Linked DNA regions of Homo sapiens: all the other regions are linked to region 1. Evidence: chromatin contacts called from ENCODE Hi-C data. All regions are on one chromosome and are shown on one strand. Each heading gives the region's core, a stretch centred on a gene start or an enhancer-like site at or near the end of the contact. The rest is flanking DNA. Distances are from core to core; before and after follow the strand shown.

What was found. A loop is a pair of places that touch in the nucleus more often than their neighbours do. Pooled maps may share reads with other maps.
Region 2: a loop to region 1 is called in a map of gastrocnemius medialis, with 5 times the contacts of the local background. The contact joins the enhancer-like site here to the promoter of WNT9A in region 1. A Hi-C loop is called at or near these places in 15 of 168 maps with a recorded cell type or tissue (CD4-positive, alpha-beta T cell, GM12878, IMR-90 and 10 more), 7 of 37 single-sample maps with no recorded cell type and 27 of 50 pooled maps.
Region 3: a pooled map shows a loop between it and region 1 (2.2-fold over the local background). The contact joins the promoter of OBSCN-AS1 here to the promoter of WNT9A in region 1. A Hi-C loop is called at or near these places in 1 of 50 pooled maps.

What each region holds. Positions count from the first base shown.
Region 1 is chr1:227,946,044-227,950,719 of GRCh38, reverse strand. It overlaps WNT9A (Wnt family member 9A), which reads left to right and starts at 2,788. Exons shown (of 4, transcript NM_003395.4): 1 at 2,788-2,927. The coding sequence starts at 2,833. LOC124904533 (a long non-coding RNA gene) reads right to left here. Exons shown (of 2, transcript XR_007066912.1): 1 at 4,293-4,676; 2 at 3,417-4,018. RefSeq lists silencers at 2,674-2,753, 3,857-3,966 and an enhancer at 2,834-2,883.
Region 2 is chr1:227,540,215-227,544,890 of GRCh38, reverse strand. No RefSeq gene overlaps it. Among named protein-coding and RNA genes, the nearest start is that of ZNF678, 21 kb to the left of the region's middle. RefSeq lists a silencer at 2,031-2,630. Within about 2 kb of position 2,155, at least 24 of the 41 ENCODE cell types and tissues checked have a DNase peak (open chromatin) inside an H3K27ac peak, as active enhancers do; they include gastrocnemius medialis, heart left ventricle, heart right ventricle and 1 more, where a contact is called at or near this core.
Region 3 is chr1:228,211,572-228,216,247 of GRCh38, reverse strand. It overlaps OBSCN-AS1 (OBSCN antisense RNA 1), which reads left to right and starts at 2,593. Exons shown (of 2, transcript NR_073155.1): 1 at 2,593-2,826. It overlaps OBSCN (obscurin, cytoskeletal calmodulin and titin-interacting RhoGEF), which reads right to left. Exons shown (of 116, transcript NM_001386125.1): 2 at 3,477-4,482; 3 at 2,538-2,807; 4 at 1,814-2,074; 5 at 1,150-1,458; 6 at 419-685. The coding sequence starts at 4,464. RefSeq lists a silencer at 2,457-2,506.

The DNA.
Region 1 (4,676 bases), core at 1,539-4,038:
GCCCAAGGTTGTCTGGATATGGCTTGAGAGAAGCAGGAGGTGGGGGCAGGTGAATGCTGCCCTCTGGGAAGGGACACTAGCGGCTGTGGCTGAGGCAGCAGGTAGGCCACGGTGGGCGAGGGCAGCCAGACGTGAAAGGGAGTTAGAGCCTGGGACATTCGTGGGAGGGGGTGTGATTCTCCCTGGGTCCAGGTAGGCTGAGGGGACTGCCTCTATCTGCCGCCATCATCCTAGGTGCAGGGAGGTAAGAGCTGGGCCAGCCCTGCCAGACCTCAGGTGTATCTCTGATATTACCCTGCCTGGGGCACTGGGTCCTACCAACCACATGCCCTGGGCTCCTGGGCATTCTGATAGGCTCCTGGCTGGAGCTGGGCCAGGGCTTCAAGTGGGGGTCTGGTGGGGCCACTCAGGGCTGGCCTGCCACTCCCACCACCACCAAAAGCTGCCATGAGCTGATGGCCTCCCTTCTCTGGCGAAACAGCAGGGTCCTTCCCGAGTTCATGGATGTCGGATCATCCTTCTCAGCACCCTCTTGCACCAAATGTGGTCCTGAGAGTCCAGGACTGGGACTAGAGCCCCCTGCCCCTCAGCCGGCCAGGCAGCTGCCTCCTTCCTTGGGGACCACTAAGCTGCTGCTGGGAGAGTGCTTCACCCCCAGTGGAAGGGAGCTCTGTGATGCCGGAGGCGCTTGTGATGCACATTTACAATCTCACACGTCTTCTTGGAGGCAGCCTCCATGCCTTTAAGCATGCCATCATTGCAGGGGGGTGTGTGGGGGGTGGGGAGGGTCTCCCGTCCTGTCTGCTTCCCTCTGCTGCCTCTCACTTCCTGGTGCTGGAGCCAGACTTTGGGGGCTCACTGGAGCCCATGGCCGTGGGGCGGGTGGGCCTCCCACTGGGGTCGCTGCAGCCTGGGTGGGCTGGGCTGCCGTCTGCACTCCCTCTGCTGAGTCAGCCCCATTTCAAGGGAGGTGGCCCAGCCCCCTGAGCAAAAGAGGACAAACAAGTGCCCTCTCCCCACAGGAGGGGGGTCCTATGGATGGGGAAGGATGTGAGACCAGTCACACCTAGTGGAAAAGCAGAACCAGGGGCCAGGGCTCCCACACAGGACATCATGCCTTGGAGAAAAGCCACCACTCGCTGGAGTTGGATGGGTCTCAGATGGGGAAACCGAGGCCCCGAGAGGGAGTGACTGCTCAGGCCCGGTCTCCTCCCTTCCCCACCCTTGCTTTGCCCCACATGCACCTGAAGCTCACCTGGCAAACTGGCCATCAGACACTCAGAAAGGGTATGCTCACAGGGGTGACCCACATGGCCAGGCTTTCCCAGGGAAGCAGGGCCGGGAGCCCTAGGGGTGGCGAGGTTGGCTCAGATCCTCGTGGGGGCCATTTTCTGCTGCTCCTATCTTCTTTGTTTTTCCTCTGAGGACCCTCATATTCGCCTCTGTCACTGCCACTGGCGGGATTTCACAGCCTTCCGGGGGCATGTGCTCCGCCCCCCAGGTTCTGCGGTCACTGTGCCAGAATCAGTCCCTGCAGGCACAGAGGGCACTGCCTAGAGACCTGGCACCGCAGCCCAGGTCTCTGAGGCCCCTGCAGCACGTGGCTGGGCAGGCTCGCTGGCCCTGTGTCCTCAGCCTTGGCAGCCTAGCCCGTGTTGGAGGCACCATCCTGCACTGACCAGGGTCTGCAGGTGGCAGGCATGCCACCGCCAGCCTGGACCCCAAGCCCTGTTCTTGTGTCCCTTGTTGCATGGCACAGAGGCCCCATCCAGGGAACTTATAAGCCTTCTCCTGGATGCCACCCCCAGGTCTGTCTGGAATGTGTGCACCTGTATCCTAATGCCAGCTCTGGGTCCTCTGACACCATTCTGCTTCAGAAGCAGCTCCGAATCCGTATCGCAGAGGGGACGAGTCCCCGGGCTGTGACTGAGCGCTTCCAGCTGCCTGGGTGTGCACCTTCCATCCCAGGAGTCCTCTTTCTCCCCGTCCCGGCCAGGACACAGGCTCTGAGAAGGGCGTTGCCCGATGGCTGGTGTTTCATTGACTTAGCCGCTAGCTCCACTCCCACAATTTAAGAATGGGGAGACCATCAGGACCCCAAAAGGTAGAGCTACTCACCTCACAGCCCCAGCAGGCTACGTCGCTTCATTCCCAGGCCGAAAGCGGCCACAGTCCCTGCCAGAAAGGAGCGATTCTCTGGCCCCGCTCCTTGAGGGGGTCAGCATGCGCAAGAGGCGCAGGCATCACCGGCTGGCCCGACTCCTCCTCACCAAGCTTCCCCCGGAGCAGCCGCGCAGCGCCCAGCTCGGGGCAGACGGCTGGGTCCTCTGTGGAACCATCCCCGACCGTCCCGGCCTGGAGCCCCGCCGGCGGCTAGCCCGGCGGCCAACGCCTCCCCTCCCCTCCCCCTCAATCCCGCCCCGGGGGCCGCCCCAAGCTCCCACTGCAGCGCCCCCAACGCTCTACCCGCTTCCCGATGCCCGCCTCCGGCCCCCCAATGCCGTCCCGCCGTGGTCGCCCCGGGTTCTCGCACGCCCCGCCCTCGGTTCCCACCGCTCTCCGCCTCCCCTTCCTCCATCCCCGCCGGGCAGGGCGCGCCCGAGACCCGCGCCGGGAGCGGCGGCCGGGGCCCCGAGTGGCCGGGAGGGGCTGGCGGGCTGGCGCGCGCGGCTCGGGTTTCGGCCCGCCCCCGGCGCCGGCGTGATCCCCTCCCGGGCGCGGGGCGGGGCCGGGCCCAGCTGGCCGCGCTCCGGGCGCTATAAGAGGGCGGCGGCCGCGGCGCGCCCTGCGCGGAGCTGGGAGCGCGATGGTCGGCCGCCGAGGCGCGGCAAGATGCTGGATGGGTCCCCGCTGGCGCGCTGGCTGGCCGCGGCCTTCGGGCTGACGCTGCTGCTCGCCGCGCTGCGCCCTTCGGCCGCCTACTTCGGGTAGGTGCCTTCGGCGGCCGGCGCGCACTGGTGGGCGGGGGCGGCGGGGCCGGGGCGGGGTCGTCCGGAGTCCCCGAGGCACCCGGGGTGGCTGGGGCCGGGGCGCGGCGGGGCCGCCGGGTTGCCTGGCGCTGTTTGTTTGCGGCGCGCGCGTCGCTCCGTCCGCTGCGCGGCACGGCTAGAGAGGCGGGTGGACCCGTCCGGCTTGCGCCGGGCCGCGGTCCTCCGTGACCGCAGAGTCGTCGTCGTCGTAGTCGCCGCCGTGAGCAGGACTGCCTCGCGCTTAGGGACTGGGATCAGGTCCCGACTTCCTTGGGCCGCCGTGTCCTTGCCAAAAGGCTGGAGCCTGAGTCCTCAGCCCCTGGCCATCGCCCACCTAGCAGCTTCCCCCCCTTTCTCTTCTCGAGAAGTTAATTTAACAATAACAAAAATACGTACAAAATCCAGATGTTCCTCGCGCTGAGCCCCAAACGGAGAGAGAGAGAGAAAGAGAGAAATCCTCCAAGCTGGAGGAATTTATTTTTCTTGCGCTTTGCTTCTGACTCTGTGGCCCGGGCCCCGGCCCGCGGGAGCGCGTCCATGGAACCTGGCCGGGAGCGCAGGGCCCGGCCGGGGCGTCCCGCGGTGTCATTGCCCGTGCTCACGTGTCTCTGCAGCAGCGCTTTGCCGGGCTGTCGGCGCGTCTCTCTCTTCCTTTCTTTCCCTTCCTTCTTCCCTCCCCCTCTCTGAGGTCTGGGATGCCCAGTCCTGCGACCTTTACAGGGACCCTCGCTGCGCTTTGGGCGCGCTGAGGTGCAGGGTGGCGCCGTGCGAGGCAGCGCCCCGGGCCTCCCCGCCACCCTCCAGCCTCCTACCCCGAGCGCCGCCGCTGGGAGCCCTGGCTGGCCTTCGGATCCCAGCCCCCGACCTGGACGCCCTGGGCCGCTCCCTCAGCCGGGCCGCCGCCCTCCGCCGGTCACCTGTTCCCGGCCCTCTGGCCTGAGCGCCAGCGCGCGGCGGGCTGGCCGGCAGAGGGCCCCGTTGGTCCAGGAATCTGGCACCCGCCCGGGCAGGGAGAGGCCGCCTGGGCCGAGGAGCCCTGCAGGTGTATCCTGTTCTCAAAGAAAATAAAATATTTTCATGGGAAACTTTCCCTTTGTGTTTTTCTTTCTCTCCCTTTCTTCTCTCTGTTCCTTTCTTCTGGGTCGTCTTCCAGGGTCAGCCCGGTGTCTCAGTTCCCTGGGGCCCCCACCCGCAGCCCTCTCCTGGCTCCAACTGTGGGTACGGCCCTGGGCCTGGGCTGGCACGCCACTGCACGCCATCTGTGCAACCCGTAGCCTCACCCGGGAGGGCAGGAGGGAGGGCCACAGGTCCGCGGTGACTCACCGTGGCCTTGTCAGCCAGCTGTGCTTCCCTGCTCTCCGGCCCAGCGGAGGCTCTGCTTCTTGGGCTGGGGACACACCCTGGGCTTGTCCAGGCTGCAGCGGCTTTGTCCCTGCTGTGATCCGATTCCTGGAGACGGGGTGGCGCTGGGTCTTGGCCTCTCCTTCTCTGACCTATCTCTGGGCTTTGTGCCCTAGAGAAGGTCAAGGGGCTCTGCTGCTTTGTGTGCGTGTGTTTCAGCTCTCTTGCAGACAGTAAGTCCAGGCTGGTGCCAGGCGCATAGCAAGGACTTAAGTGCTGTTGTGGCTTCTCTGGCCAGGCCCCCTTGGCCCTGCTTCTTGGCTCCAAAGGACCCATCAAGGGAGAATTCCTGAGTCCTGTCTGAGG
Region 2 (4,676 bases), core at 906-3,405, 410 kb after region 1:
CAGGCAGTCTGGGCTTGGGGCCAGGACAAGGGTGGGGGTCCCACTGGGTAGGCCTGCTTCCCCAGACCCAGCTGGGATGGTTGACCCGCCACTTGTCATTCTGTCAATGTGCAACCTAGATGTGAGGGGCTCACTGCAGACTCTGGCCACACCAGTCACACTCCCCAGCCAGGCCCAATTCTGCCCATCCCACCTAACCTGGCCCCACATGTCCAGTGCCCACCAAGATCCTGCCAGCCAGAAGGACCCATGCTCACCTCCTAAAGCATCCACATGTACCTGCATCCCATAGGGACCCACAGCTCAGGGACAGCCCCTGTGGACCCCCATGGTCAGGGGGTCTCCTGACCTAACCCCCAGCTCTCCAGTCCTAGCCATCATGTCTTTTGGGGACCACCAAACACTGGCCGCCGATGGCCCCCAAGAAGGCAGAGAATGGGCTGGTCATGGCAGCCTCAGGCCTGGGCCCTGACCCCAGGGAAACAGCTGGTTAGTTCTGATTTGGACTGAGCATTAACAACAGGTCAAGCCATGTGCACAAGTATTCTCCTCTATCCGGTCCAGCAGTAGGCTGGGGGACCCAGTGCAGCCCCGGGACCAGCCGTGCACAGTGGTTCCAGCAGTGTGGGGTGGGGATCAGGGAAAGGCCCCGCACTCAGCCAAAAGTTGACCCCTGACCTGTTCACCCACCCTGCACAGGGACCCCAGACTTCAGGCAGAGGCAGGCAGTGGAGTTGCCATCTCCTGGGATCCCATCCAGGGTCCACAGAGGCCTGAGAAATCCTGGCAGGGGCTGAGCTGGGGGAGTCAGGCAGGGGCGGGGGGGGGGAAGGCAAGTAAAGGGCAGCATGCAACTGGGCATGACTGGCACTAAGACTTCAGGGTCTAGCTGGCCCTGAAAAGGTGACAACAGGACAGAGTCCAGACGAGCCCCTCCACACCCCAACCAGCTGCCAGGCACACATGGTGCCCCTCACTTCCCCAGAGGCCCCAGGAAGGGCTCTTTCTTAATCAACACAATGGGGGCCCCACCCACACCCACACATGCAGTGGTGTCCACACATATCAGAGAATGAAATTCCTGCTGTGCCGATATGGGGGACGAATTTCCCTGCCCCCACATTCCCCAGCTTCATCCCCACATGGCGCTGAGCTTGGGGTGCCCAAGCCAACAGCCCATTGATGCAGCAACCCGAGGGATGCTGTGTCTTGAAGGGACCTGTGAGGCCTAGGGGGCATTTCACAATCAGAGCATTTCCCTGACTTTGTCATTCACCGGCCCTCTGCCTCAGTTTCCTCCACTATGACACAAGGAAGAAATCCTGCCCCACAGACCTGGGGTCTCAGCGAGGCCACCACACCAGGTTAAATGGCTGGAGTGTACAAAAGCCGGGATGAGAGTCCCTGCCCGGGGTATCTCGCCCTGGGACTGAGATCCACCAGTCCATGGCCAGGCCAGCCTGTCAGGGAGGGCTCCCAGTTCCAAGTCCCTGCAGTTGAGGCCCCCAGCGCATTGGGAGGCACAGGGTCGGGTGGAGTGGAACAACGCCCCATCATAAGAGCCCTGGGCAGACCTTAGAGAACAAGCATTAAACTGAGACTCGAATCTGAAGCCAGCTCCGCCAAAAGACTTGGCTTTGGGGTGATATGAGAGCCGGGGTCAGGGAACAAAGCGTTCTGGTTTTAGGCCCACAGGAAGATCTGTGAAGCGCTCTTGGGTAGAGCACACGTTGCCGGGTATGTGCTTGAAAAGAGCCTAAGAAGAGGGGGCGCCAGGAAGGAACCCCGACGCCTAGGGAGAGTCCAGCCTTCCCGCTTCAGCACCTGGCCACATTCCGCAGTTACCCAAGCCAGAAAAAAAAAAAAAAATCCAGAGGCCAGGGAGGCTAATGGGGCTTTACTGGGACTATTTGGCCTAATCCTCCAAACAACCCTGCCATAGCAGCCCATCAGTCCTCTGCGACAGGTGAGGAACCTGAGGTCCCAGGAGGACACCCAGAAAGTCTAGGCGGAGCCCCGCAGGCCTCCACACTTCCCCGCGTGGCAGCTCCAACCCCAGCTTTTTAACTAGTAAGTCACTCGAGCAGCTGGGCCACTTCCGCTCCCCCCGCGGGGAGGCAGCTTCGCGCTGCCGCCTGGCTGGGGACAGGGACGCCACCTCCCGCTGGCTGCCACCAGGGGGCGCGCCCGCAGGGTCCCGGTGCCGGGCGGCGCATGTGCAGCGGCCAGCGCACCGGCTCCTGCCCTCGCCGCGGCCTCTGCCAGGACCCCGACACCCCGCCCGACCCTACCCTCAAGCGGGGCTGCGGCCTCACCGTCTGCAACAGCCGCTCCGTCCGGCATTTGGCGTGCTCCCCGGGGCAGAGGCCGCGGTGTCCTCAGGCTGTGGCACCAGCCTGCGACCCCCACGCCCGGCTCCGGCCCAGGAGGAGGAGGGCGCTGCTCCCCGGGTAGGGCGACCGGTCACCTGGGCCGGGAGGGCGGCGCAGGGGCGGAAGCGGCTGTCCGGGCTGCTGCTTTGGACTTCTCCGCCCTCTGGCCGGCCCGGCCGCGTCGCCCAGGGCTCCAGGGCCGCCTGGCGCCACCCTCTCCCAGCGCCGCGGTCCCTCCGGTACCTCCCTGGCGGCTGCGGAGCCCTCCTGGGACAGGGTCCATAAACTCTCTAGAGCGGGAAGTCGCGCAGTCGCGGGGCCGTCACGGGGACCGCTCGAGATCCGAGCCCACTGGGTGCCCCGGACCCTTCTCTCGCCGGCCCGGCCCCGCGCCCAGACCTAGCGGCCGCTGGCGCCTGGCCCGCTGCGTGGGTCTTCGGTGAGCTAGCTGCCCACCCAGTGCTGCGGCCTCGGCTCCCGCATGCGCGCTCTGGTGGTTCCTTGCTAGGGGCGACCCTGTGGGCCAGCTTCCCACGCCCGGTCCCCAGGCCGCGCCCAACCCGGCTCCCTGGGCTAGGGTACTGGCTCCTCCTGGGGGCCGTGGGACTGGGAGGCAGGGGCGTTAAGGGAGACGGTGGGACCGAGGGCAGCCCCTGCTGAGTGCACCGCGAGGTCGAGCGCAGGCCTCTGTTGCACAGTGCGCGGCTTTTGCTGGGACTGTGCTGGGGCTCAGAGGGTGGTATCAGTGCCAGAGGCGATGTCAGGGAGGCTTCACCAAGAAGAAGCCGCGGAGCTGACCCCTGGGGTGTGAGCAGGTCTTCTTCAGGTGGAAGAGGGCAGGACCGAATTGCAGGTGGAGTCAACTGTGTTTTCGCACACCTGGGGGGTGAAGGGGACGCAGTCTGTCTACCTGACCCGTGAAATGTAGGAGACTGTACCCCAGAAGCAGCGGGTTTACTGCTGCATTGATTAACCAAGTCTGGAACAAACATGTAGCTAAGCTGCGAGTTCTGTGCCAGTGGTCCCAACACCCACTCCCCCAGGAAAACACAGCTTTGGAGGTTGGGTGCTTGTCAGGCCTCAGAATGGAGAGCAGGGGCCAGAGACACCAAGCAGGGGGAACCCACCCTAGGCCTCTTGAGGGACGACGATGTGGGGAGCTGGTGGCAGAGCCTGAGCTGGCCCGAGGTTGCATGGTGGGGACAGATTCGAGGCATAGTAGGGACTGGTGACCTCAGTTCCCAGAATGTCCCAGCCTGGCCTCCTGGTCCAGCTAGCAAGTAGTGGGTGCTGCCCTGCAAAGACTCTGGGGGTGCCTGGGCCCCCCCTCACCAAACTTGACTGGTGACTTCTGTGTTCATCCTCACAAGAAGAGGGATTTTCTCTCACTTTCAGGCAAGCCCAGGAAAGTCAGGGGCCTATGTGAGCCAAAGAGGAGAGAAGGCGATGCTTTAGCCCATTGTTTCTGCCCCGCCTGGTTTGTGGCCTTGGGGACTTGATTTGCACCACAGGATAAAGGGCAATGAAAGCCCCTCCCTGACTGGCTTCTCACTCCACTCTGACCAGCCCATTGCACAGCGCCCACCCTGCAGCTCCAGGTACAGCCTGTGCACCTGCAGCTCCAGGTACAGAGGCTGGGCTGGTTCTGGGCTGACCTCAGGGCCTTCTGATGGTTGCAACCCTCAGGATGCCTCATGCTCACCCCTTGGCACCCACCTGACAGCTCAGCATGTCTGCTATATGCCATCCTCAATGCCTGCTCTAGACAAGCCCAAGTCCCCCAGGAGTGGCAGAGGGAACTGAGCTGGGAACTAAGTCCCAGCTCACTGAACCCCAAGTGGGCCTCCCACTTTAGGTCACAGCCCCAGGCAAGTTCCCTTCAGGGATGTGATCCCAGGGGCCACAGCAGCACGTTCTGGCCTAACCTATTCACTACTCAATTAGTTACTGAACAGGCCAGGATGGGCATGGGCCCTGACATTAATCCCCTTTCTCTGTGAGGGGGCTGGATTGGGTTTGCCATCCTGATGTCTTTGTGGAAAGAGCTGGCAGGTGGAGCAAGTCTCAGGGGCCAGCCATAGGACAGGGAACCTAGGATTCGCCTCTGCTGGAACCCTGTGAGGCCCCTGCAGGCAGGAGGGTCCAATGGAGGTCCAGGCACCTCTCCCAGCTTGGTGTTCACAGCTCCTCCCTGGCCCACTCCCTCTACACTTGCACCTGCTGGTCTCTGGGAGGAGAGCATCCATCCATCTTCTGCATGTAGCTTTCTGCTGCATTTCCATGAGGATGGTCTCCTTGATAGAA
Region 3 (4,676 bases), core at 1,344-3,843, 270 kb before region 1:
GAGACAATGGCAGAACAGAGGTCACAGATACACCAGAGAAGCAGGGGAGACAGAGGTGGAACAGCCAGGCATGGGATGGCAGAGACAGAAAAAAGCAGGAAAGAAACGGAAGGGAAAAGATTAACAAGATAGAGGAGGCAGGAGGGGGAAAGGAGGAAAGTGGGGAGACAGACATGAGGCTCTGCCCAGCAGGACCCCTGCAGCCCCAGGCCCTCACCCAGACACCAGGGACCAGTGCCACCAGCCAGCCTGGGTGAGTCCTCACACGCCCACCACCCTGCCTGCTTCATCCCAGTGACCTGCAGGCTGACAGGGTGTCCTGGGGCCCTCAGACCTGTAGCAGCCCTACCTGGAGCCCTGACACCGCCCACCCTGGAGAAATGAGGCTCAGGGTCCCAAGCTGGGGCCCTCCACCTACCCCGGACCTCCATCCGGATGCTGCTCTCAATGCCGTTGGCCACGAACTTCAGCTGCGCCCCGTGCAGGCTGGCGGGCACCTCCCGGATGGTGAGCGTGTGCCGGGTGCGATCACAGTGGATCTCATACACACTGCTGGCCTTCAGGGCCTGCCCATCCAGGAACCACTCACCCGCTGAGGCCACCGTGAGGTCCACGGAGAAAGTGACCTCGCCACCCTCTACCGCCTGCACCGCCTTCAGCGGTGTCCTCACGGCCAGCTTGGGGGCTGTGGGGCGGGCAGCGTCAGAAAGGGGCCGAGGAGGAGTGGGGAGTGCTGAGGAGGTCTCTGCCTTCCCCTTCTCTTCCTACAGAGCCTAGACCTAAATGTTCCTCCTCCAGGAAGCCCAGCCAACACACAGAGCGACCATAGCATGAGTCAGGCTCATGAAGGAACAAGGACAAGGTACAGCTGCCCTGAGACCCCTCCAGCATCCTACAAGCCCCACCAGAGTGGGGCAGCCCTGGAGCCCCGTCCCCTGGGTCTGCTGGAGACAGGCAGGCTCCCAGGGGCCCTGTAGTGGGGTCACCTATCCTTCCCACCACGGACACTGCACCAGGGCAAGGCCTTGGCAGCCCCCCTCCCCACAGAAGGTCCCCATGAGGCCACTCTGGCCTCCCCTGAAGCTGGACCTGGGGGATTCCGGGGCAGGTGAGCAGCCCCGTAGGTTGTAACAGGGAGGTCCCACTTACCCAGGTGGACAGTCCCCGGGAACTCGAGGTAGGGACTCTGACCAAAGCTGTTGAGAGCGGACACTCGGAACTGGAAGTTCCCCTCCTCCGCCACATCAGCCACGGTCAGCTCAGGTGTAGCCACCCATTCAGCCTCGTGGCACCTGATCCAGGTGTAGGTGCCAAGCTTCTTCTTCTCTACCAGGTAGCCGTCGATAGTGACAGGGCGTTCCCCATGGGGTGGTGGGGACCAGCTGAGAATCACGGAACTCTCCATCCTGGCCTTTACCACAGGATCCACAGGGGGTTGCAGGGGAGGCTTCCTGGGGGCTGTGTAGAGGGTGGGCAGAGGTCAACTACTGGGAGCCTCTTCCTGAGCCCTGGGTCTGGAATCACCTGGAGGGGTGTCACAGGATCCCCAGCTCTCTTGGGGCTGCTCTGGGGACCTGGACCACTGGCCACAACCTCCAGCCCCAGACCTGCAGCCACTTCTCTGGTTGCAGCTGAAAGACTGCGCGGGGGCTCAGGGAGCCTAACGTTGGAGGGCCAGGGCTATGGTCTTGCCCGGCGGCCCTCGGTACAGCAGGCTGAAGCCCAGAGAGCTGAGGTAATGGAGGGCAGGGGACTGGGACCAGGGAGACAGCAGGGAAGCGATGCCATCCTGGGAGCACCCTCAGGCCCTCACCCGACACGCAGAACTGGGTGGACGTCTGGCAGTCGCCAGCCATAAAGGCCACCTGGCCCACATCCTCCAGGCAGCACTGGGAGATGGTTAGTGTGTGGCGCGTGCCCTCCGCGGAGATGGCCACGCGGCCCCCCGCCACCACTTCCTCCTGGTTCCGCAGCCAGTGGACGGGGCCCACCGGGACCGCCAGCTCCACGCAAAACATAGCCGTGTCGCCCACGCGCACCGCCGTCTTCCGAGGGAGCTTTCGGAGGAGGTTTCCTGGGGTGGAGGGAGCCGGGCCAGTCAGACCAGCCCCTGCACGCCCCGCTCCAGACTCGCTCCTCCGCTTGCCCCCTGTCTCCCGGTTCCCAACTGCCTCCGATTCACTCCCCCGCGCAACCCCTTACCTGTCCCGCCGGCCCAAGTCCCAGCTCGGTCCCACAAGACCCCTGCCCACTCCGTCTCCCCTTCCCCCTAATCACCACCCCGTGCCCGGCCCGAGCTTGCTCCTCCGCCCCCACCTTACCTGCCCTTCCCGCCCCAGTCCCGCCCCTGCCTGCCCCAGTCCCAACTCGTACCTCGCAAGCCCAGTCCGTCTGCACCCTGCCCGCCCCCGTGCCCGCCCAGCCCGTGCGGCCTGGCTCCCCCCTCCCCCGCCCCCGGCTCCCTTCTCGGTGCCTCCTTGCCCCCGCTACCTCCCCGAAGCCGCCCTGTGCCCCGCCCCGTGCCCCGCCCCGCCTGCCTTGGACTGCGAGCTCCGCCACCGTGCGGCTGCCCTCTGGCGTCTCGCAGATGTACACCGCGTCGTCGTCGGCCGAGACATTGCGCACGGTCAGGCGGCGCTCGGTGCCCTCCTCCTCGATGCCGTACTTGGCGCTCGCCCACAACCGCGTCTCCTCCTTGAACCACGCGGCCTCAGTGGACGGCTGGGGCACCTCACATAGGAACGTGGCCGACTCCTTCTCCCGCACCTCCAGATCTTGCAGCCGCTTTTTGAAGGGAACCGCGGGCTCTGCCAGGAGAGAAGACTGGTGAGAGGGGCGGGGCCGGAGGGTGCAGGACGACGGCGGGGTGGGAAGGGGGAAATTGGGGGATTGTGGGCGGGAAAGGAGACTGGAGGATGCAGAGGTGAGGGTGTGGGAAGGAATAGGGGACAGGAGCAGAGGGGCTGGGAGGCTGGAAAGGAGAGGGTGCAGGGTAGAGGAGTGGGCTGGGGAGAGGAGCGAGCAGGAGGCAGAGGGGCTAAGGGTTGGGAAGGGCGCAGGGGAGGAGACAGGAAGTTGGGGGGCGGGGGAGTAGAAGAGCAGAAGGCAGAGTGGTGGAGGTTGGGTTGGGAGCAGCGGGAGGGAGAGGGCGGGGCTGAGGAGGTGGGATCCCCTGCGGCCCCGCCCCTCTCACACCTCTCGCCCCTGTCTGTGGGCCAGCGGTGGCGGGTTGGGGGCGCGGCATGCAAAGGGGGCGGGGCGGGCAGGGGACTGGGTGGGGAAAGCGGGTTGCGGGTGTTTAGAATAGGTCGTGGGGCGTCGCCCGCATTTTGCGCACCAGGAACGGACACCTGCAACCCTGGATTCCACGACCGGACAGACGCGGGTGGGAAACGGCAGACCGCAAGGGCGAAAGGACCCAGGTGCACGGGTTGCGGAGGAGCCTGGGCCCGCGCGCCCCGCACCCAGGAGCTCACCGCGCACTACGACCAGCACAGAGCTGTAGGTCTGGCCCACGAGGTTGGACGCCGTGCAGGTGTAGAGGCCGCGGTCCGACTGCTTGCAGAAGAGGATCTTGAGCACGAAGTTCTCCTGCGCGTCCTCGTACACCACGTGGCGCCGGCCCTCGGTCACCAGCTGGCCGTCCTTCTTCCACACCGTCTCGGGCTTGGGCTCGCCGGTCACGTAGCAGCTGAGGCGCGCGTGCTTGCCTTCAGTCACCGTGCAGGTGCGCGTGCCGGTGCTGGGCGGTGAGGCGGGGGCGCCCTCGGCGCGCATAGCCTCGCGCCGCCGCTGCAGGTGCGCCAGGAGCGCGGCCGTGGAGGTCCCGGGCCGGCTGGCCGTGTCCGCGGCGTCCGAGTCCACCACTAGCGCCGCGGCGGCGCTGGCAGCGCCCAGCGGGTTCTCGGCGCGGACCTCGTAAGTGCCGCCGTCGCGCGGCCGCGCCGCCCGAATGCGCAGCGCACTTGCCTCGCCGAGCTCCTCCACGCGCACGCGGGGGCCGTCGGGCTCACCCAGGCGCCGCCCGTCCTTGGACCAGCTCACTGCCGGCCTCGGGGAGCCACCCACGCGGCAGCGGAAGGTGGCCTCTGAGCCCTCGCGCACGCGGATGGACGTGGGCCGCAGCAGGAAGTGCGGCGCCTGCTCGGCGCACGCGGCCTCCGCGTCCACCTGCAGGCCCACAGCAGCGAAGGCCTCGCCTATGGCATTGCGCGCGCGGCACACGTATTGCCCACTGTCGCCCAGCGCCAGGTCCAGGATAGTGAGGCGGTAGAGGTCGCCGTCCTGGGCCAGACGGAAGCGCGCGCCGGCCGCCACCGGCTGCTGGTCCTTCTCCCAGCTCACCTGTGGCGTGGGATTACCCACGATCTGGCAGCTGAGGGTGGCGTCCTTGCCCACCGACACCACGAAGGCCTTGGGCCGGGTGAGAAAGCGGGGCGCCCCGCTGAACTGTGGCTGATCCATGAGGGTGGCGGCGGGGACCTGCAAGTAGGTGGGGATGGCCTTAGTGGGGATTGGAATGAGGCCCGGGTGCACCCCACCGTGCCGCCTGAGGAACCCAGTTCAACACCTCCACACATCCTATTTCCCCCCCACTCCCCGCGCCCTGAGGAAGCATCACCGGTTGGCACCGTGACCCAGAAGTGCAGACTTGCCCCTTTCTGGGCATTTGGGGT